Regions from separate parts of the Homo sapiens genome. Here region 2 is linked to region 1. The links are chromatin loops, found by intact Hi-C in ENCODE. Cell type or tissue: stomach. All regions are shown on one strand. Links, peaks and the distances in the headings refer to the core of each region. The heading gives the core; the rest is flanking DNA. Region 1 overlaps LOC105371720 (a long non-coding RNA gene). Region 2 overlaps SSH2 (slingshot protein phosphatase 2).

Region 1 (10,702 bases), core at 3,731-8,730:
TATGGCCGAGTATAATATTCCATGATGTATAAATATCACATTTTCTTTATCCACTCGTTGGTTGATGGGCACTTAGGTTGGTTCCATGTTTTTGTAGTTGTGAATTGTGCTGCTATAAGCATGCGTGTGCATGTGTCTTTTTCATTTAGTGACCTCTTTTCCTTTGGGTAGATACCCAGTAGAGGGATTGCTGGATCGAATGGTAGATCGTTAGTTCTTTAAGGAATCTCCATACCGTTTTCCTTAGTGGTTGTACTAGTTTATATTCCCACCAGCATTGTAAAAGTGTTCCCTTTTCACCACATCCACACCAACATCTGTAATTTTTTTGCTTTTTAATTATGGCCATTCTTGCAGGAGTAAGGTGGTATCACATTGTGGTTTTAATTTGCATTTCTCTGATAATTAGTGATGTTGAGCATTTTTTCATGTTTGTTGGCTGTGTATCTTCTTTTTCAGATTGTCTATTCATGTCCTTTGCCCATTTTTTGATGGGATTATTTGGTTTTTTGTTTGTTTGTTTGTTTCTTGCCGATTGTTTGAGTTCCTTGTAGACTCTGGGTGTTAGTCCTTTGTCGGAATCATAGTTTGCGAAGATTTTCTCCCACTCTGTGGGTTGTCTGTTTACACTGCTATTTCTCTTGCTGTGCAGAAGCCTTTTAGTTTAATTAGGTCCCATTTATTTATGTTTTTGTTGCATTTGCTTTTGGGGTCTTAGTCATGAATTCTTTGCCTAAGCCAATGTCTGGAAGAGTTTTTCCGATGTTATCTTCTAGAACTTGTATTGGTTTCAGGTTTTAGCTTTCAGCCTTTGACCATCTTGAGTTGATTTTTGTGTAAGGTGAGAGATGAGGATCTGGTTTCTGAAGGGGAATTTGTGTTGGCCTAGTGGAGCCTGAGATGCAGGTTAATCCTCCTTATGGAAGGCAACTATTACTAGGATGGGTACCCGATGACACCACACTTTTTCTCTCAGCTGAGCTTTCAACCTTAAATGGGGCATTAGTGCCGGGGCACCTCTGTATAGTCCTAACCCACTGGAGAGGCCTTCCTAAGGAGAGCAGGTTAAGCAGATGTCTGAGTCTTCTAGTTCCGCCTGATCGTCATCGTAGATTTCCTCCTAGGAAAACAAGGACTGTTTTATCATTTGACTCCCACACTATCATCTGCAAATAAGTGCATACCTAGGAATGATGACTTGGCCCCATCAGAATGCTCACAGCAGCCCGCCTGGTTGTTGTAGGAGTGTGTGATAGAAAGGAATGGGGGAGAACAGCCATTGACACTGGTAGGGTAAGAAAGGAACTGGGATGCTTGCCCTTCTGACCCTAGAGATTTATGCCCTAGGTGTGGCTGTATGAATGAGAAGTTTTTCTGCCTCCCTACTAGTATACAGGTCATCACTCACCATCACCAAGGCAGCGGAGGAAGAGAGCATCAGTACAGGATCTGGTGTTAGCCTTAGGTCCAAGGCCCAGCTCTGAACCTCACCATGTGACCTGGGCACATCACCTAGTTACTCAAGACCCGGTTTTCTAATTTTTCTAAAAATAGAGCCATGCCTGTCCTATCTGCTTCACAGAATTGCTAATAAGATTTAGATTAAATGAAATTACAGATGGGAAAGCTGAAAAATATGTATGAATATTAGTTTTGTAAAAGGTTTATCCTACAAAAAGGGTTTCTGCTCTTTGTCCCTTGCCCTCTGGACTCATAAGTCTTCTGTTCTTTTCTCCAGGTTACCTGTGCATGACAGATGAGTGGTTCTCTGAGTATGTCTACGAAGTGGTGGTGGACAGGAAGCATGTCCCTGAAGAGGTGCTAGCTGTGTTAGAGCAGGAACCCATTATCCTGCCAGCATGGGACCCCATGGGAGCTTTGGCTGAGTGATACTGCCCTCCAGCTCTTTCCTCCTTCCATGGAACCTGACGTAGCTGCAAAGGACAGATCCAGGGACTGAAGCCAAAGTTATGCAAGGGACTGTGTGTTGCCACAGGACACAGTCAGATTTCCAGTCTCCACCAGGAACCTCTTCAGAAAGTGTGCTTTATGCTGAAACAGAATACTGTTAAAGGAAAAAAAAGAGGGGGGAAGATCAGGTCATACTATCTACTCTCCTCATCTCTAACAGCTCAGGATCTCTTAGCATTTTAATTAGATGTAATTGTTTGTCTTTAACTGTCAAAAAGTTTGGTTCTGTGTCTGTGTTTTAATAAGACGAGAGGACGAGCGATTGAGGTGTATGGAGAGAAAACAGACCTAATGCTCCTTGTTCCTAGAGTAGAGTGGAGGGAGGGTGGCCTAAGAGTTGAGCTCTCGGAACTGCATGCTGCTGGACAGTATCACTGTCTTTCCTAGATGGCAGTCACTGAATTCCATTTTTTCAAGGTAATTTCTTGTGCCTCTAATAGCCCAAGAATGGGAGGTTGATCAGATCTGACATGATTCCTTCCTGTTCTGAACTGTGGGGTGTGCACATCTCTGCTTGAGTCAGGTTTGAGTAGAGGCTTAGAGACAGTTGGGTGAGAACAACCAAAATCTTATCATGGTCTCAGTCATAATCATTAGGGGGAACTCTAGCCAAATGGTTTAACTTCTGCCTGTGGAACTGGGGATTGGGTGGGCAGGAAAAGGTGATATCCATTCTTTCTGATAACTAGATGGTGCTGAGAAGCTTTTGAATAAAAACTTTGCTAAATGAGAATAAGCTGATTTATGTGATCTGTCTGAGAAGTGTTTGTTTATCTACAAAAGAAAGCAGCCAGGTGGCTCATGTTCTTGAAAGTGAAAAAACAGGAAAAGGGCTTCCCTCTTCAGCTTCTCTGCAAGATGTGTACTCTTTCCCAGACCGCCGATTCTCACCGGCATCTGCAAAGGGCTTCCAAGCGCCTGTTTAAGAAGGACTGTTCCCCTACCGCATAAATGTTCTACCCAGATCCAGGGTCCCTACAAGGGTGGGGAGTGAGGCTCTGTTGGGCCCAGCCTTAGAATAGGTCAGTAAGTTATCTTACTGAGATTGGGCCACCCTTTCAAGAACAAGGGTAAAATAGAAAACATTTTCACAAAAAAAACTGAATTTGCCCCAACAGAAGGGAAGTGATCAGTATGGAAGGGTTGAAATGTATCAAGGAATGTAGAATAAAGAACATGATTGTTATGTTGGTCAGCTACACAAAAAGCAACTGTAGAAGAGTCTTAACAGGGTTGGAAAAAAGGTAAAACGAAAATCCATGAAGGTAGCAGATAACTAGGGAGGGGAGGTAATTGGAATGAACATACTCTAAGATCCTTGTGTCTTTCAGGAAGAAGATAAATACATTGTTTAACTTCAGACTTTGGTATGTAAACCTGTGCCAAAAACTTCTATAGTATCTACTAAAAATAAGCAGAGGATACAGTTTTCAATCAAGAATAAATAGAATGGAAAAATGCAATCAGTCAAGAAGACAAGATAGGGTAAAGAAAAGGCAGGACAAATAGAGCATCCAAAACAAGATAGTAGAGAGAAATCTAAATGTGCCAATAATTATATGTAAATGGACTAAATGTTCCCGAAAAAAAAAATGCCAAACTGTATTTTTAAAAGAAATCCAGCCATATGTGATGACAAGAGAGAGACATAGGCAACCTACAATATAAGAAAGGATGGAAAAGATACATCAGGCAGATACTAACCAAAATAAAACTGAGAAGTTATACTCATAACCCACAGAATTAAGGCCACTCCAAAGTAACGAAACAGACTGTCTAATTTCAGTTTATTTGCATAAACTGTAATGTGAATGTCCTCCCTGGAGCTGTGGAACACCACAGCCCTGGAAATAGGCTTTAAGACAAAAAGCATTACTACAGATCGAACCACTACATAATGATATGCTTACCCAATTCTTCAGAAAAACAAAGATTCTAAGTTATGCACCTAATAACATTGCCTCAAAATATGTAAAACAAAAACAGCTATATGGAAAAATAAGAAATCCAGCATCATAGTGGGAGATTTTAATATGCTTCATGTAGACCAAGCAACAAAAAATTCAGGAAAGTATATAAGAGATTTAAACATTTAGCAAGTTTGGTAAAATGGACGTGTTTAGAAGACCACATCTTCATCCTGAAAGCACAGATGTGTGGAAACCAATGACCGAGCATAAACCTGTTAAAAAAAAAATTGCATCTAACAACTGCACATTCATTTTGATCACCTATGGAACTTTTTCAAAAAGCGACCATATACTGGACGGTAGAGTCAATCTCAACAAATTTGAAAGGGTTGTTACCACGTAGACCACACTCCAACCACAGTGCAATTAAGTTAGAAACCAAAATTAAAAGATTACAAGACGACCTCTGTATGTTTAGAAATTAACTCATGGGTCCAAGAAGAAATCATGAAGGAAATTTAACCTGAACAATAATAAAAATATGTCAAAACGAGGGATGCAGCTGCAACAGTAATTTAAAGGTTTTACAGCATTAAATTATTACATTAATGTATTAAGATTATAGAATTTTAATTAGTTCTGAATAATAGAATGTAAATTCTAAATCTAAATATCAAAGTTATACTAGGATGTAATAAAGGCTGAAAATTGAGCTAAACATCTGTTTCAAGAAATTAGAACAGCAAAATAAACCTAAAGGAAGTAGATATGCACAGAAATTAAGCATAGCATCAACGAAGCCAGAAGTTGGTTCTTTTAAAGAAAAATTGACAAATATTAATTTTTTTAAGTACACAGGGAATTAAAAGGATATTATAGATGCTGCAAATATTAGAAAAATAGAAGATACTCTCAACTTTCTCAAAAGCAACAGTAAAGGGATTTGTTTAGAAGACAAATCCACAAGCTCGGGAAGACCAGGAGAGGAGCCAATGAAATATTTGAACCCAGAAAGCAGATGGAGACCTTGGAAGATTTAGCAGAGCTGAAAAAGTTGAATCTCACTGAGCCAGTGGTGGAGAAAGCCAGTGATAAGCAAATCAATTTACAGTGCATAATCCCCTGAAAAGCATAGATATGGTAGCAACAGAAAGCATTCTGGAATTGGGCGTGAAGGGAGGGTTACCAAAGAGTTGAATGTCTGTTGGGTCCCCTTCCTATACCGACCGGCTTGGTGATGCCCTTCCTCCATTCATCAGTGCATTAGAGATTTCTTTTCTGGAGAGAGAAGAAGTGTGTAGTCTAGGTGTCAGGTGAATCCCCTAAGTGAGCATTTACATTCTGAATCTTCTTGCCATCCTTGGCTGCTAGAACTCTAGTAGCCAGGAAATTGGAAGTCTTCTCAGGAGCAACTCGATTAGCTCAATAGGCAAGACGTAAAAAACGACTTTATGGCCTAAAGAATGATTTTATGAGGCTAGCATAACCCTGATAAGGATAGTGAAAAAAATACATGTAAACCTCACCCATAAACATAGATGCAAAAATCCTAAACCAAATGCAGCAATATGTAAAAAAGATAATCTTCATTACCAAATACTTAATGAAAGCCATTTTTCAAATGAACTTAGGATCCAGAGGGGAGAAATGAAGCATGGTGGTTTTATCTTCTCTGCTAAAGATTAGGGAAATGGGCTGAAGTTGTAGCTGGAGGTCTCAGTTGGAAGAAACTGCTAGTATTTGGGTGACGAATGAGGTAGGAAATGGGAAGGCATGGAGTTGTCTTTTGCTTTAACTGTGAATCATACAGTGTCACCAGAGGAGAGCTTCATGACTGGCCTCTGGGAAGTCCTGGCCTGAGTAATGGTGACCCTACACGTCCAAGAAGCCAAGGCATGATAATGAGACATGCCTTCAGGATGTGGTGTGGCCCATCTGCTTGCTTTGGCTTGTCCTTAAAGAGCAGCTTAATTCTAAGTTGCTGTTGGTGGCACCAGGGCACTTGGACTTGAAGTCCTATTCCTCTAGTGTGGTGTGGGTGAGCACCATTGCCCACGGTGGCTCTAGTTAGTCATTTGTTAAGTTAGATACTTTTTAAAGTGATTCCAGATGAGCGTGGTCATATTTAGGACAACTTGTTGAGAACTGTTGTTGATACTCATGAAGCCAATGGCTTCCTTCTTGGGGTCTGTGACACAAATGGGTTGAAAACTAGGATTAAACTGGCCGGGTTTTTCTGTTTTTCTTTTTCAAACTCCAAGTCCTTTACACATTATTGCAGAGGGAAAGGAAATAGGGGAATGTTCAATTCACAACAGCTGCAGCTATTTGGTCTTTGTTTTGTCTTTTCTTTTGAGTCTCATTCTGTCACCCAAGCTGGAGTGCAGAGTACAGTGGCACGATCTCGGCTCACTGCAGCCTCCACTTCGTGGGTTCAAGCAATTCTCCCACCTTAGCCTCCAGAGTAGCTGGGATTACAGACATGCGCCACCACAGCTAATTTTTTTTTTTTTTTTGTATTTTTAGTATAGACAAGGTTTTGCCATGTTGGCCAGGCTGGTCTTGAACTCCTGGCCTCAATTGATCTGCCCGCCTAGGCCTCCCAAAGTGCTGGTATTACAAGTGTGAGCCACTGCGTCTGGCTAGCTGTAGCTATTTGGAAAGAGGATTGTGTGCAGATGGGAAACCCTCCACATCATCTTTCCTGGATATTGTTTGAATACTCAGTGCTTTCCCTCTTGCTGACTCCTCTGGAAAAACTCTAGTTTGGTAGCACGTCTTGAAGTGGACAGAATGAGTTCTGGAGCCATCTTTCAGGTTACCCCATGACAGCTGTTTGTTTTTTAAAAATCAGCTGCTGTGCAGAAGGCTAGGGCAGCCAAGGCAGGGTGGCTATTTGATGGAGAGTATGGGAGGGTGCTTGACTTAGCATAGCAGCATCCCTGCATCTCACCTGGCGGAGACCTTATGGGTTAACCTAGTCCAAAATTCTCCAAAACGAGTAAGTCTTTTAAGTTCTATTTGCACACATTGACAGGAACACACAGCCTCTCACTGTGGCCCCTGCCCACCTCTCCAGACTCGACTTACTCCCCTTCTTGTACACTCTGCTTCAGCCAGCCACTGACCGCCTCCCACCCTGTCCCGCACTTTGTCCCTCAGACACATCAAACTCATCTCCGCCTCCTTGCTGTTCCTCCTTGCTGTTCCGTCTACCTAAAGCTCTTCCCTCAGGTCTTTGCATGGCTGGCTTCTCATTCGGGTCACGCCTTCAGTGTCAAGGCCATCTCTGACCACCTTATCTAGGCAGCCAACTCCCTCCTCCTACTGCCTCTGCCACCTCCATGCTGTTACAGGGTCTGTTTTATTCACAGCACTTACCACTTTCTGGAGGTACTGATGTATTTATATGTGTATTGTCTGTTTTCCCCAAAGTCAGTTACTCCGTTGGCTCCCAGGGGCGGGAACTTTGTCCTGCTTGTGACTGTATACTCAAGTGCCTGGCTCATAGGAAATATAGGGTAGGCTGACACTGAGCACACCTTCTATTCTGACAGCTATAATTAACGAACAGTTTTTACATAGACCTGAAGTCAGCTTCACTATAACTTGCTCAGCAGGGACAAGTAGAACAAGAACAAAGCCCCTGGAGATGTTTGTATTTCAACATTTCACATTAAGGTCTTGATTTCATTTCATGCAGGTTCCTGGCAGTGGGGAGAATAGGTAGGGAGAGAACCACAGAGGCTTACCTGGCTTCCTCACTGCTTGAACCTTTTTTGTTTCAAATCAGCCCAACACAGCGGGAAGAGCAGGGCCTTTGGACTCAGATATGCTGGCCTTGCCACTTGGCAAGCATATAAGTGCCTACACCTGGCAAGTCTGTATAAATGTGGAGAAGCTACTTAATCTCTCTCAGCCTCTGTTTCCATGCTTCCTTTGTTGAAAAACAATATTAAAATTTATTCACTTCGTGAGGTCGAGGTGGGCAGATCACAAGGTCAAGAGATCGAGACCATCTGACCAACATGGTGAAACCCTGTCTCTACTAAAAATACAAAAATTAGCCAGGCGTGGTGGTGGGCACCTGTAGTCCCAGCTACTCAGGAGGCTGAGGCAGGAGAATTGCTTGAACCCAGGTGGCGGAGGTTGCAGTGAGCCGAGATCACGCCACTGCACTTCAGCCTGGATGACAAAGCGAGACTGCATCTCAAAAAAAAAAAAAATTATTAAATATGAGAACTCAGCCTGAAACCTGGCTGAGGAAAACTATATTTTTTGATAACATATATAGTTATCCAAAAATAATAATACCAGTTTATATTGCATATTTCCCATATGGTAGAAAAAGGACAGAAGATAATGCATATAATGTGCCTAGTAGAGGCTCAATAAATGGCAGCTTTTATTAAAAACAGTTCTCATGGAGATTCTTCAATGTGTCCAGTGTTGTGGGAGCCCCTCTGGGAGTTAAAACAATTCCCTTCTCTCCAACCAAATTTGTCATTTACTTGGGAAAATAACATGTTTATGCATGAACCAGTTGAAAAGGTGACTTTATATGAGAGAGATCTTGCAGTAAACTCCGTAATAATTGTGAAAGGGCTTGAAGTTGGAGAAGGTAACGTGCTGACTTGTTTTAAAGTAACTTCAACCCACAGTGAACGCGGTGATCAGCTTACCAAGAAGAAACTAAGGGAAGCCCTTCCTAGATGGAGAGGCACAATTTACCCTGAAGTTTGCTGAGAGGAAGAGCCAAAGAGAGGGTGAGTGTCTTATAAACTTGAGCAGGAGAAAGAAAAATGGAAATGGGGTACAGGAGAGAGGATTGGCTTCAGGAGCTGGGAGCAGAGGGCTTGAGTTCTAAGAGTAGGTCTAGCTCTTTGATCAGATCTTGAGCAAAGCCTTGGACTTCACCTCTTGGCTCCCAGCATCTTTGCTAATAAATAGGAAAAAAAAATGTCCTGCTTAAGTGAACAGCACTGGTGATGTGTAATGTGGCACGATTTGGTGGGTAGTGCGTCTGGTGTAACATGGAGCTGAACTCCTTCAAACTCCCTAGGGCTCCTCCCTCCTTTGTGAGAAACTTGAGGCCCCTTAGAACATCTTTTTTTTTCCCTTCCCCTCTTTTCTTTCTTTTCCCTCCCTTCCACCGTTACCCCTTTCTTTCTTTGCCTTTTATAATTAAAAAATGCTTTTCTGAAAAAGTTTCATAAAAATATCACCTGCACATGGCAAATATTTAAATAGTATAGCAGGGTAGACATTGACAAAGGGGGTTTCCCTCCATCCTAATGTCCTCTGCCTCCAAGGCACCTACTGTTCCCAGTCTCTTCTGTGTGCTTACAGATTTCAATACACATATCAGCCCCCATGCCTTGCCCTCAACAATTTGGAGTAACAACTGTTCTATGCATTTTTTTTCCTCCATTTACAATAAATCTTGAGAACTCCCCCAGATCAGCCCATAGAAAACTGCCTTACTCTTTCTACCTGCTGCATGGTACTCCATTGGTGGATATGCCACTGGGGCCCTGGTTTTATGGCACTAAGTCTGGTAAGACTCAGAGGCATTTTCCTAGCCCTTCATTGCTGGTGTGTACATTTATGGAGCCTGCTGTGCGCCCACACAGTGATAGGTGTTGAGGCATGGAGAGAGGCAGCACCCTGTCCCTTGGGAACCCAGAGCCTGGGAAATTCGGAGAGGGACCAAGGTGCTGCAACAGCTGTATGTGTACAGGGCGGTGGGGCCCTCCCTGGTTCTCTGTGCTTCTGGCGTCAACATCTCCACCAACGTGGAAGGGAAAAACAGCTGCCCTCTGGAGTGTGGCCCTGGCTGATGAAGTCAGGGAAGGGAATCCCCTAGGGAGGAAGTAGAAATCATAAACCCTTAAGGAAGGAGACCACCACTTCTCCTGCTGCCCTTCTCCTCCTCCCCTCCGACCCACCTAGTTTATAAGACAGAAGATAAGGAAAAAAGCAAAAAGTCAGAAAAAAAACAGAAGTAAGATAAATAGCCAGACGACCTTGGCGCCACCACCCGGCCCTGGTGGTTAAAAAATAATAATAGGCCGGGCGTGGTGGCTCACGCCTGTAATCCCAGCACTTTGGGAGGCCGAGGTGGGTGGATCACAAGGTCAGGAGATCGAGACCATCCTGGCTAACAAGGTGAAACCCATCTCTACTAAAAATACAAAAATTAGCCGGGCATGGTGGTGGGTGCCTGTAGTCCCAGCTACTCGGGAGGCTGAGGCAGGAGAATGGCATGAACCGAGGAGGAGCTTGCAGCAAGCCAAGATTGCGCCACTGCACTCCAGCCTGGGCAACAGAGCAAGACTCTGTCTCAAAATAAAATAAAATAAAATAATAATAATAATAATAATATCAACCCCTGACCTAAACTACTTGTGTTATCTGTAAATTCCAGGCATTGTATGAGGAAGCATTGCAAAAGTTTCTGTTCTGTTAGCTGATGCATGTAGCCCCCAGTCATGTTCCCCACGCTTGCTCGATCTATCACAACCCTTTCACGTGTACCCCTTAGAGTGGTAAGCCCTTAAAAGGGCCAGGAATTTCTTTTTCAGGGAGCTCAGTTCTTGAGACATGAGTCCGCTGATGCTCCCAGCCGAATAAAGCCACTTCCTTCTTCAACCTGGCATCTGAAGGGTTTTGTCTGAGGCTCGTCCTGCTACACCATGGCTCACAGAGATTGCAGATAGATCGTGGGGTAGTCACAGTATCTGTAAAGTCTGGGGTGTCACCTACACCCTGATTTCTCCTCACGTGTGAGTATCCTTCAAGCTGGGCCTTTCCACATCAGC
Region 2 (10,702 bases), core at 2,345-7,344, 400 kb after region 1:
AGGCTGGAGTACAGTGGCGCGATCTCGGCTCACTGCAAGCTCAGCCTTCCGGGTTCACGCCATTCTCCTGCCTCAGCCTCCCGAGTAGCTGGGACTACAGGCACCGGCCACCACACCCGGCTAATTTTTTCTATTTTTAGTAGAGACCAGGTTTCACTGTGTTAGCTGGGATAGTCTCGATCTCCTGACCTTGTGATCCTCCTGCCTCCGCCTCCCAAAGTGCTGGGATTACAGGCGTGAGCCACTGTGCCCGGCTAGCAGCACCATCTTTACAGAAAAAGATGTGCTGGCTCTTTCCCCAAATCGGGAAACCATAGGAAATGCTTCAGTTGATCAAGCATTCCTCAATCAACTAACCAGTCACCTTGTTGGCAGTGTTCTCTCAAAATAGCCATCACTAATCAGAATTGCAGCTTCTCACCTGTGAGCTAACACCACTGACTCAGTGATTTCAGCTTGCTTTTCCCCTCGTGCTTATGGGCCCATTCGTTTGGATCTCTGAAATGATCTTGTTTGTATTACAGAGCTCTCATTTGGAAGACAGTGAATCAGCAGCATTACTTTGCTGTGAATGTGAAGAATCAGAAATCTTTACTGATTCCAATGTACGTAGGTATATGTTTTTATACAGACTTTGGTGATTCAAGTAAAATCTTATTGGGTAAATTTGGCTATTAAATGCAACTGATATAGTGCCTATTATTTTATCTATTTGACCCCATTCAGCCAAATGTCTGGGAAGGCAAATAGGTGGCTTAGAATGAGTGTATATATAAACAGTATGGTACATTTATATGCATAATGCCATGGCAATGACCACTCAAAAGTTATTTATCAAAGTAGAAAAAATGTGGCATCTTGGAACCTTGAGTGAGTCTCCTTCAATAAAGAGTGTGACTCTTTTTGTGGGATTTTTTTCCCCTCATGCACACATTTTTTTAATGGTCAATAGTATTATTCTTTTCCCTGTGGCAACTGCTTGGTATTGGTGCTGCCACAGGGCCTTTATTCCTCACGTACATGGGCCTCACATGTCTTAGCTATTGATAATGTTAAGCCAAATAGTGTTATAATCACTGGACTGGAAACCCGACCTGATCATCTTAAATGTAGAACTTTATCTAACTACATTTCATGGGATGTTATAAATTTTACTTATCCCATCTGACCTCCTGCTTACTTACCCACAAGAGTCAGGCTGAAGTTAGAGAACAACTTAAATTGACTTATTTTTGTGTGTTGCAATGAGCAGTGGAAATTCTCAGTATATCCTGAGATATAAGTGAACTTCCCCCTGAGTATTGAATGGCCTAGTAGTGATGCAGGACAGATAATCCCCCAAACTGGGGCTTAGCCCAGGAGGGTTCTTAGTTTCACCAGGAAAGAAATCAAGGGCAAACCTGTGGTGTTAGACAGCAATCTTTTATTGAACAGTACTGCTCCTTGTGGAACAGCACTAACTCATAGATAGTGTACCCAGAGTCTGCAACGTGTGGGCTCTTGGCAACTGTATATATACTCGCTTATACCCACTTTCAATTACATGTAAATTAAGGGGCAGGTTAATGCAAATTGAGGGGTGGGTTATTTAGAACTTTCTAGGAAAGGGGCAGTAACTTCTGGGTCATTGCCATGGCATTTGTAAACTGTCATGATGCTGGTGGGAGTGTCCATGCTAATGAGCAATGAGGGCAGCCAGGGATTGCCCTTGTCACAGTCTGCTGGTTTTGGCCAGTTTCTTTGCTTTATCCCATCTGGAACAGATCCTACTTTGTTCAGCAGTGTTGTGACCAGAAAACAAGTCCTGCTGGACTCTTGCCTTATTAGTTCATACACATTGTTCTACCTTAAAGGGGTGTTGGAAGTATTCTGGAGGGAAGTGAAGGGAAGAGTTGTGGGTCAGGAAAACTAATGAGCTCTCCAACTGTCATTTAGATAACTGTCTCCTATTGAGCACCACCCTCCCTCAAAAAAACCTGAGGGGGTCGGCTACAAAAATGCAGACACCGTCCCAGTTGTATTAATGAAAATTAGAAATAGAGAGGACCAGCTCTTTGTGAGAGGCCCTGGTCTCTGCCCTCTGCTTCACCTTTCAGCCCAGATGCCTGACATTTTTATCTATTTGCTTCTCACTGGCTCTAAGTTGAAGACTTGGTGACAACCTGATTTTTTTTAAGGTGTACTGCCCTTTACTGTGAAGCTTGTGCAGATTAGGGATGGCACTGTGAGGAAAGACTTTATTCAAGCATATTTTTGGACTGTTATACCCATAGGAGACTGGGCCGCTCTTGGAATTTTTCCCCCCTATTTTATGAGAGGTTCAAGATGGCCTTGTATCAAACTGAAGTTTAGAAACATAGCAAACCTTTTTCCCACTTGGACATTTTTTTTCTGTGTCTTGGTATAGAATGAATCCTACTTCACAAATTTTAAAAAGTAGAGTTTATATAAACCGAATCATAACACATTTCAAAACTGTATTGTTTTTTACAGATTTGATTGTTTTCTATAATTTTACTTGACTTGATCTCTTCCAACAGGTAGCTGTCACCAAAACTAGGTTCTACAAACCTTGACCATAAAAAATGAATTGTCTGTATCAGGATATTTATTGCTCATAGTAGCACTCCATACATATTGTTGAAGTTTCACTAATGTAAACTATCTCTTGAAGTAAGATGTGTCTCAAGTATATCACCATATTACTACCTGCACTTAGGCTGGCTTCCTCATCTTCATGTCACAGTGAATGCAGTTACCATTTCAGGACCTCATTCACGTATTTATTTACACAACTGCATTTCATTCAGTGTTGATGAATCTGGAATGGCATGAGTTAAGTTATTGTGATTCATTAATAGCTGGAGTGGTGCTCATTTTCCTAGTGCTTGCAAACGTTAACTGATAAATCCATGTGAACACTTATTATCAGTATTTTGCAGATGACAAACTGAGGGTGAAAGGTTATAATCTTTGTCCAGTGTTGTGTGATAAGCAGGAGCAGTGCTGACATGAAATCTCAGCTGATAGCCATCATGAGCTCATCACCAGTGGGCAACCTCATTGATGGAATATGTACCAGTCTCCTTATATGGTATCCTATAAGATTTATTTTGTTCAGACTGGGCACAGTGGCTCATGCCTGTAATCCCAGCTCTTTGGGAGGCTGAGGTGTGCAGATCACTTGAGGTCAAGTGTTTGAGAAAGCCTGGCCAACATGGTGAAACCCCGTCTCTACTAAAAATACAAAAGTCTGGCGTGGTGGTGCATGCCTGTAGTCCCAGCTACTTGGGAGGCCAAGGCAGGAGAATTGCTTGAACCCAGAAGGTGGAGGTTGCAGTGAGCCAAGATTGCACCACTGCACTCCAGCCTGGGCAACAGAGCAAGACTCCATCTCAAAAAAAAAAAAAAAATTGTTCAGTTTGCAGTGGAGTCCTCTGGACTTATTATACTGGCATATTATTTCGACTGATTTTGTCTCAAAGAGACTAGTGCATGGGAATCTACATGAAGAATATTTTCATGAAGTTGGACGCGTGGGGAAAAGGTAACTTTAGTTTTAATGGTTTTTCTCCCTTAGAAACAATTAGTTGGGGCCAGGCACGGTGGGTCATGCCTGTAATCCCAACACTTTCGGAGGCCAAGGCAAAAGGATCACTTGAGCCCAGGAGTTCAAGAGCAGCCTGGGAAATACAGCGAGACCCTGTCTCTACAGAAAATAAAACAATTAGCCGGGCATGGTGGCACATACTTGTAGTCCTAGCTACTTGGGAGGCTAAGGCGGAAGGATATGCCATTGCACTCCAGCCTGGACAGCAGAGTCAGACTCTGTCTCCAAAAAAAATAAAGAGAAACAATTAGTTGGGTATATGTATTTATAGATTACTCTGGGTTGCTTTATTTTATTGCCAAGCCTTTCATTCATTTAAGTCAGATTTGTTGTCGTCTTTTCCTCAAGAGGCAAAAGTTGTTTCATGTACTTGGCTGGCTTTTTAAAGGTGTTAGATCCTCCTCCTGTTTTGTTTTTTCAGGGAGTATTTCCCACACCTTTTTTTCCCCCTTTTCTCACTTCCCTGTTCCCACCCCCATGTCAAATGGAATTGAAGAGCTTCTTTGTAATTTGAAGCCTTAACCTTGGGGGTGGGGTGGGGGGCAGTTATTTGCAGAGCAAAATGATTGAAATCTCCATTACTTAGTTTTCTGCAAAGGAAGTGGTATGGGATCTTGATAAGTATTTGAAGTAGAAATACTGATGTAAAGAAGAAGAGTAGAAGATAAAGTCAATCGTCGAAGAACTTTCTCTTCAATTTTGGGATAACAGAAGTATGAACTTTGGTTAGTTTTATTCATTCATTTGCTTCTGCATAATTCATTCATTCACCAAGTATTGATTGACTCATGTGCAAATCACTGGGCCCAGGGGAGTAGGGGCCCTTAGAGAAAGTATAATCTACACTTCACAAATTAGTTTTATGGCTATTCGTGGAAAGCCCTGAAAAGGAAAGGAGAAAATCATTACATGCAGTATGTGGGAAGAAGAGAAGAAATCTGGATAAGTGGAAATAAATTTGGCTGGAGGCCAATTTGGCTGGAGGGCTGGCTGCCTTAGATCTCTTGGGGCTTTCCTGGAAGAGAAGGCAGGAGTGCAGAGAGGCCCCTGCCCCTTTTCTGATCCCACTCAGTCTCCAGGAAACCAGATAATAGATAGAAGCAGCTACTTGCTCCCTCTACTGTGCACAGGTTTGTTAGAGGTCTCCATAATGGGGAGAGGATCTGTCTGCCCCCAGAGAAAGGTAACAGTGTGACTGGAAGAAGTCACAGAGAAAGAAGATACTGGCTTTAGCTGCAGGAGTTTCACCTTGGCTTCAGATAAGAAGGAATGTAGGCAGTGACTAGAGCAGGTTGGGATGCTAGTGACTGCAACAGGCACTGAGACTCCTGAGGCTTCTCTTCATTTCCCTCTCCTGTACCCACTGCTATCCTACCTAAAAGGAGGAAGAAGCTCTGGATGAGCTGGGATTCCAATTATTGTGCTTATGGGTGGTCTCCTAGGAACAACTGGATTCATTTACCATTGTAGGGCTATTTCTTCCCCAGCCTGGTGGTCAGGAAAATATTTGTTATATTAGTTTATTTCCTAAAAATAAAACTTATTTATCTCATTTCCCTGGTCTTCTCACCCCAACCCCTACCCAACCAAACAGGCAGAAGGTCATATATAGAATAGTCATACTATTTTTATGGTCTGTTTCATTCCTTTGCTTGGTTTGTTATATTCTTGAAGGATATAATATTATATTCTGTGCAATCAGAAAAAAGCTTTTATGTTTGAATAGCCCAGTGAAAGGAAGAGATGTTAGCCTTTTGTGTTATTAAAGAAAAGAAAAAGCCACCCCCTAGAATCAAATGTGGAAAAGGCAGATGCAAAGAAAGTCTAAAATGTAAGAATTATTTGGTTTAGAATATTTTTACATTTTTAGACTATAGATCTGCATTCTCTTCTAGGGAAGGACAGTGTCTCAGAATACAATATCCTTGTTGATAATCAGCTTCTATGGGATTTTTAACATGGAGTCATTTGGGGAGTGGAAAAATGGCTTGAGAGAGAGAGAAGATTTAGCCTAATAGTAAGTTCAAGATGAAGGATTTAAGAATTTTTAAAAGTTATCAACATTAGGGTAAACCCTAATTCAAGGCCTGATGTGGAGTAGCCAGTCCTTATAGATTGAAGATAGAAAGGACTTCAATTCTCAGGGTTCTTCTGAGATATCCTGTTCTTGTATGTTTTAAGTTTTGGAATGTAGTGTATTGGAACGATGAAAACAATGGTTAGCTCAGAAAGGAAAACTACACTTAGGAGGGGGAAACTGCTATAGTAATTTTTTTTTTTTTTTCTTGAGACTGAGTCTCCCTCTGTCACCCAGGCTGGAGTGCAGTGGCACGATCTCAGTTCACTGCAGCCTCTACCTCCTGGATTCAAGCGATTCTCATGCCTCAGTCTCTTGAGTAGCTGGGACTACAGGCATGCACCACCCATGCCTGGCTAATTTTTTTTATTTTTAACAATTATTTTTTATTTGTAGTGGAGATGGGGTTTCGCCATATTGGCCAGGCTGGTCTCGAACTCCTGACCTTAAGTGATCTGCCCACCTCAGCCTCCCAAAGTGTTGGAATTACAAGTGTGAGCCACCGCGCCCAGCCTGCTATAGTAATTAAATCTACTTTTGTAAATCTCTAGAGATTATAAGCAAAAACAAGATAGTAGTGGATGAACATCCAGATACAACAACAAACTGGTTAGCTGGAAGGTGGGGATGGTGTTTAAGCCTACAGCAAGCACGTCCTGTCATTCCTGATAATTTGTATTTACTCTCTTCGTTTCTGCTATCTGTACCATGTGTATTTTCTGTTTATTTTTTCAGACTCATTTGCAGAACACCTTTCAGTAGCCAACATACACAAATAGAAAAAGGGGGGAAAAAGGGAAATTTGGTGCTAAGAAGATGAGTTTTATTATGAGTTTCAAATGGCCAGTTGGCCAATAGCAAACAGCTGCCCCACAGGAGTTTAGGATTACTTGAATTGTTTCTGCATCACCTCTGCTGCATTGTAGAGAGATTGTTAGGGCCCATCGTCAGAAAAAAGATAAAAAAAGTGTTGCTAGTGGCAAACATAGTTTTACCATGAACAATATCCTTATTTTTTACTTTGGAAGGGGTCTGATGCAAATTTACACTAATAGGAATGTGATGTTAAACTTATTTTGTTCCAGGTTAAGATGTAAGAAAGCATAGCTCAATGATTTTATCCCAGAATAATTATTATGAGAAATAATTTTCTTTTAAAAATCTTACGCTCTTGAGTGACATTTGAGGAGAAATAAGATTTGTAGTAATCTTGGGTACAAAGGCTATTTTTGAAATTAGCCTTATTTAACTCAGTGGTTCTCATTGTGGCTGCCCATTAGAATCACCTGATGATCTTTTTTTTTTTTTTTTTTGACACTGAGTCTCACTCTGTCGCCCAGGCTGGAGTGCAGTGGCGTGATCTCGGCTCACTGCAACCTGCGCCTCCCAGGTTCAAGAGATGCTCCTGCCTCAGCCTCCCAAGTATCTGGGATTATAGGTGCCTGCCATGACACTCAGCTAATTTTTGTATTTTTAGTAGAGACAGGGTTTCGTCATGTTAGCCAGGCTGGTCTTGAACTCCTGACCTCAGGTGACCCACCTGCCTCGGCCTCCCAGAGTGCTGGGGTTATAGGCATGAGCCACTGCGCCTGGCTGTGATGATCTTTTAAATTAATAACAGGGTCTCCTCCAGTTAAATCAGGATCTCTGTGAGTAGGGCCCAGGTATTGGTATTTTTTTAAATGCTTCCAGGATTATTCTAATATGAATCAAGGGTTAAGAACACTGGTTTGGGCTGGGGACAGTGGTGCACACCTGTAATCCCAGCACTTTGGGAGGCTGAGGCGGGAGGATCGCTTAAGCTCAGGAATTCAAGACCAGCCTGGGCAACAAAGCAAAACTCTGTCTCTACAAAAAAAAAAAAAAAAAAAAAATTAGCCAAGGGGGTGGTGTACTCCTATAGTCCCAGCTACTCGGGAAGCAGAGATGGGACGATCACTTGAGCCCAGAAGGTTGAGGCTGTAGTGAGCCAGGACTATGCCACTGCACTCCAGCCTGGGTGACAGAATGAGACCCTGTCTCAAGAAAAGAAAAAACAGAAAAAGAACACTGGTTTAACTCTAGCTATGCTAATTTTTGCACCTCCATATTAGAAATCTAATCTGCAACATTTGTAACATTGTAACATCTATTCCTTGAGCAGCAGGATAAAATGTGAGATAGACTACAATTTTTTAAGAGTTGGCTGTATGCATTTGATTACTCAGGTACAACACAATTAACTTACATTCTTTCTATTCAGTGAAATTCCTTGGCTAGTCTTCTGTTAAAAGCAAGATACTGAAATGAGATAATCCAAATCTAGTATAAATTTAAGTCAGTGAAGGGTAAAGTTTTCCATGTCTTTTCCATAAGGTATAAAGGGTATAAAGACTTATTCTTCCTGTGTCAACATTGCTAGGGAGCTAGAGTAAAGAAAAAATAATTAAAGATCACTTTATACTTTGTGTTTTATACTTTTACTGAAGTAAAATATACATACAGAAAAGTGTACTTATCTTGTGCTTTTATGTATAACAATGAATTTTCACAAACTGATGTTTTCACAAACACAGGTCAATCATGAAGTAAGTAACCTGTACCTAGATCAGGAAATGGAATATTACAACTCCTCAGTACTATTTCCCCCTTTGCCAATCCCTCCTTGCTCCTTTCAGTCACTACTGACTCACCCTCCCAGCCATCATACACCAGGAATAACCACTTTCCTGACTTCTTGACCATGTGATTTTGATGTGGCTATCAGGCTATGCTTTTTAGAGGGCTCTCTCAGACTTTCAGAATCAGAGAGAGGGCTCAGCATCATGTAGTAGTTAAAGAGCTCAAGTTGAAGGTTCAGACAATCTGGGTCAGAGCCCAGCTTCACCACTTACTGACTGTGACTTCACTCTAAGCCTCATTTCCCCTATCTATAAAATGGGAATAATAATAGTACCTATCCCATGGAGTTGTTAGAATTAAATGAGATAACTTATGTAAAGTGCTTAGAGGGCCTGGCGCATTATCTGTGCCAAGTAGAGAGCAGGGCAGATGCAGGATTCCCTCATGTCACCAGCTCTTCAACAGAGTCAAGGCAGTGCCACTGTTGTCTGCAGACATAATGAAGTTCATACTTCAGCTCTGGAGAAAAAGAAGAAGAAAAAGTGGGCATCCTGACCATCTTCCATTTTCTTCACCATCCCTAATTTGGCTTGTGGCTTGGCTAACTTGTGACAACTTCTAAAATATATTATTTAAGTACATGAAATGGCTATTGAAAGGCCAAAAATATTCTCTTAGACATCTTTATATTATCAATAGCTCTTAGCACAGTGATTTAATTGTAAATTGCACATAGTTGATGCCTTGGCTAAAGGAATCTAAAATGATACTTCAGACACACCATGCTCTCCTGTGCTGGATTTGTATTGGTCTAGGCTCCTGATCCCTCTTTTTACCAGAGTTGTATTTTTGAAACATCTGGCATGTTTCAAAGAATGCAGAAAGTGGCAGTGAAACAATTTGTAGGCAGAAACAAGGAGCCTCGGCCAAATTTGCAAAATTAACCAAATAAAAGCTCCAACTAGTTGAGTTATCTTGCTTCCATAATCTGAGGCAGGTCCTGCTGAGGTATATTTTCCTCTTATTTTGGTTTGGGAGAGCAAGCAAAACAGGAGGAGTTGTAGGTTTTCTCAGATTTTTAAGATTATAGCTTGGGAAAAATTTACCCTTTGGAAAGGGTGGGGTGAGGGGAAGGACCCCTTACTATGAGTACTTACCATGTGACACCCATTGTACTAAATGCTTTTTATACAGTTTAGTGTTGAATCCAAGTCTTTGAGGCAAATACTTTTAGTAGTCCCTGTTTAAAGGTGAGGAACCAGGCTTGCTTAAGGTATGTGACCATGCTGGTAGTGACAGCTAAGTCTGCCTGACACTCCCAGCCGGTGCTCTTTAACTTATGCTGGATTGCCTTTGCCCTTGAATGTAATGTTGTTATTCTGGTGCTAGGAGGTCAGGGTCAAATGCAGTAGTGATTCTCAACTCTAGTTTTATACAAGAATAATCTATAGAGTTTATTTTAAAAATATAGAAACTTAAGTCTCACTTTAGGAAGTTTCTTGTTCAGTAGGTCTTAAATGAGACCTGACATATTTCTTCTTCACAAAGGTCCATAGGTGATTGTGTGCCAGAGTTGAAAATCACAATTCTCAGAAATTCACTAGTGGGGAATTATAAGATTACAGATTTGGGGGCATCTGAAGACTGAATTTGGAATATTGTAAAGATACACTGTTATTGGAAGTACAGGGAAGGAAGAGTTAGCTTAATAATCAAGTTTCCTATTTCAGGAGGTAATGTTACAGCATCCTTGGGGTGTTGCTTTGCCAGCCAGAAACCTCTGTGGCCAATGGCGCCTTTGCCCAACTTTTGCTCTGGCCTGCTGGGCTCATTCCACCCACTCGGCCTGGCAGGTTACACATTACCGGCCTGGATCCCATACCTGCCAAGGGCGAGCCAGGCATGGGGTGGCGAGGGGTGTGTAAGCAAGGGTCCAGCCACTGTGCACAGCCAGGCACACTGGCTGCAATGGGAGAGGCAGAGCCTGATCTTTTGGCTTGGTATGACATCAGCCCCTGTTGCCATGGTGATGGAAGCCTGGCATACCATAAGCAGCCAGCTTCCACGGCTGACACTGGGGAACGTGATGGCTCCTGGAAGCTTAGAGATGCCAGGAACCACAGATCCCTAAAGAGGGTGTCACAACCCTGGCTCATTGAGCTCCTAGGTCTGGGTTCCCCAAAGGGCCACAGCTCTTCTCTCCTTATTGTCTTCTTTCCCTATTGTCGCCTGCAACATGGTGAGCAAAGGGCACGTTTCAGCCCTGTTTGTGTTACAGCTCTTTTAGCCCCGCCATTCGGCAGGTCCCGAATTCTTGTCCTGTGTCCAGGAAGAGTGAGGTATGCAGACAAGTGGAGGGTGTGCAAGGTGAAGAGATGCTTTATTGAGCGATAGAACAGCTCAGAGGAGACCCA

The links. Peaks named below come from ENCODE experiments on the same cell type or tissue, not always from the same donor. Only the 100,000 strongest peaks of a DNase experiment are listed, where the experiment ranks them.
Region 2: it touches region 1 in a loop (4-fold over the local background); 1 of 110 quality-filtered maps calls a loop at or near these places.

Annotation. Positions count from the first base shown.
Region 1 is chr17:30,240,205-30,250,906 of GRCh38, reverse strand. All of the region lies in intron 2 of LOC105371720 (a long non-coding RNA gene), which reads right to left. It overlaps BLMH (bleomycin hydrolase), which reads left to right. Exons shown (of 12, transcript NM_000386.4): 12 at 1,739-2,704. The coding sequence ends at 1,890. Among named protein-coding and RNA genes, the nearest start is that of SLC6A4, 9.9 kb to the right of the region's middle. RefSeq lists an enhancer at 1,251-2,450. In stomach, for the core only: no CTCF peak of the experiment used is centred there; no DNase peak of the experiment used is centred there.
Region 2 is chr17:29,838,752-29,849,453 of GRCh38, reverse strand. It overlaps SSH2 (slingshot protein phosphatase 2), which reads left to right. Exons shown (of 16, transcript NM_001282129.2): 2 at 525-605. Among named protein-coding and RNA genes, the nearest start is that of SSH2, 86 kb to the left of the region's middle. In stomach, for the core only: no CTCF peak of the experiment used is centred there; a DNase peak (open chromatin) is centred at 4,613.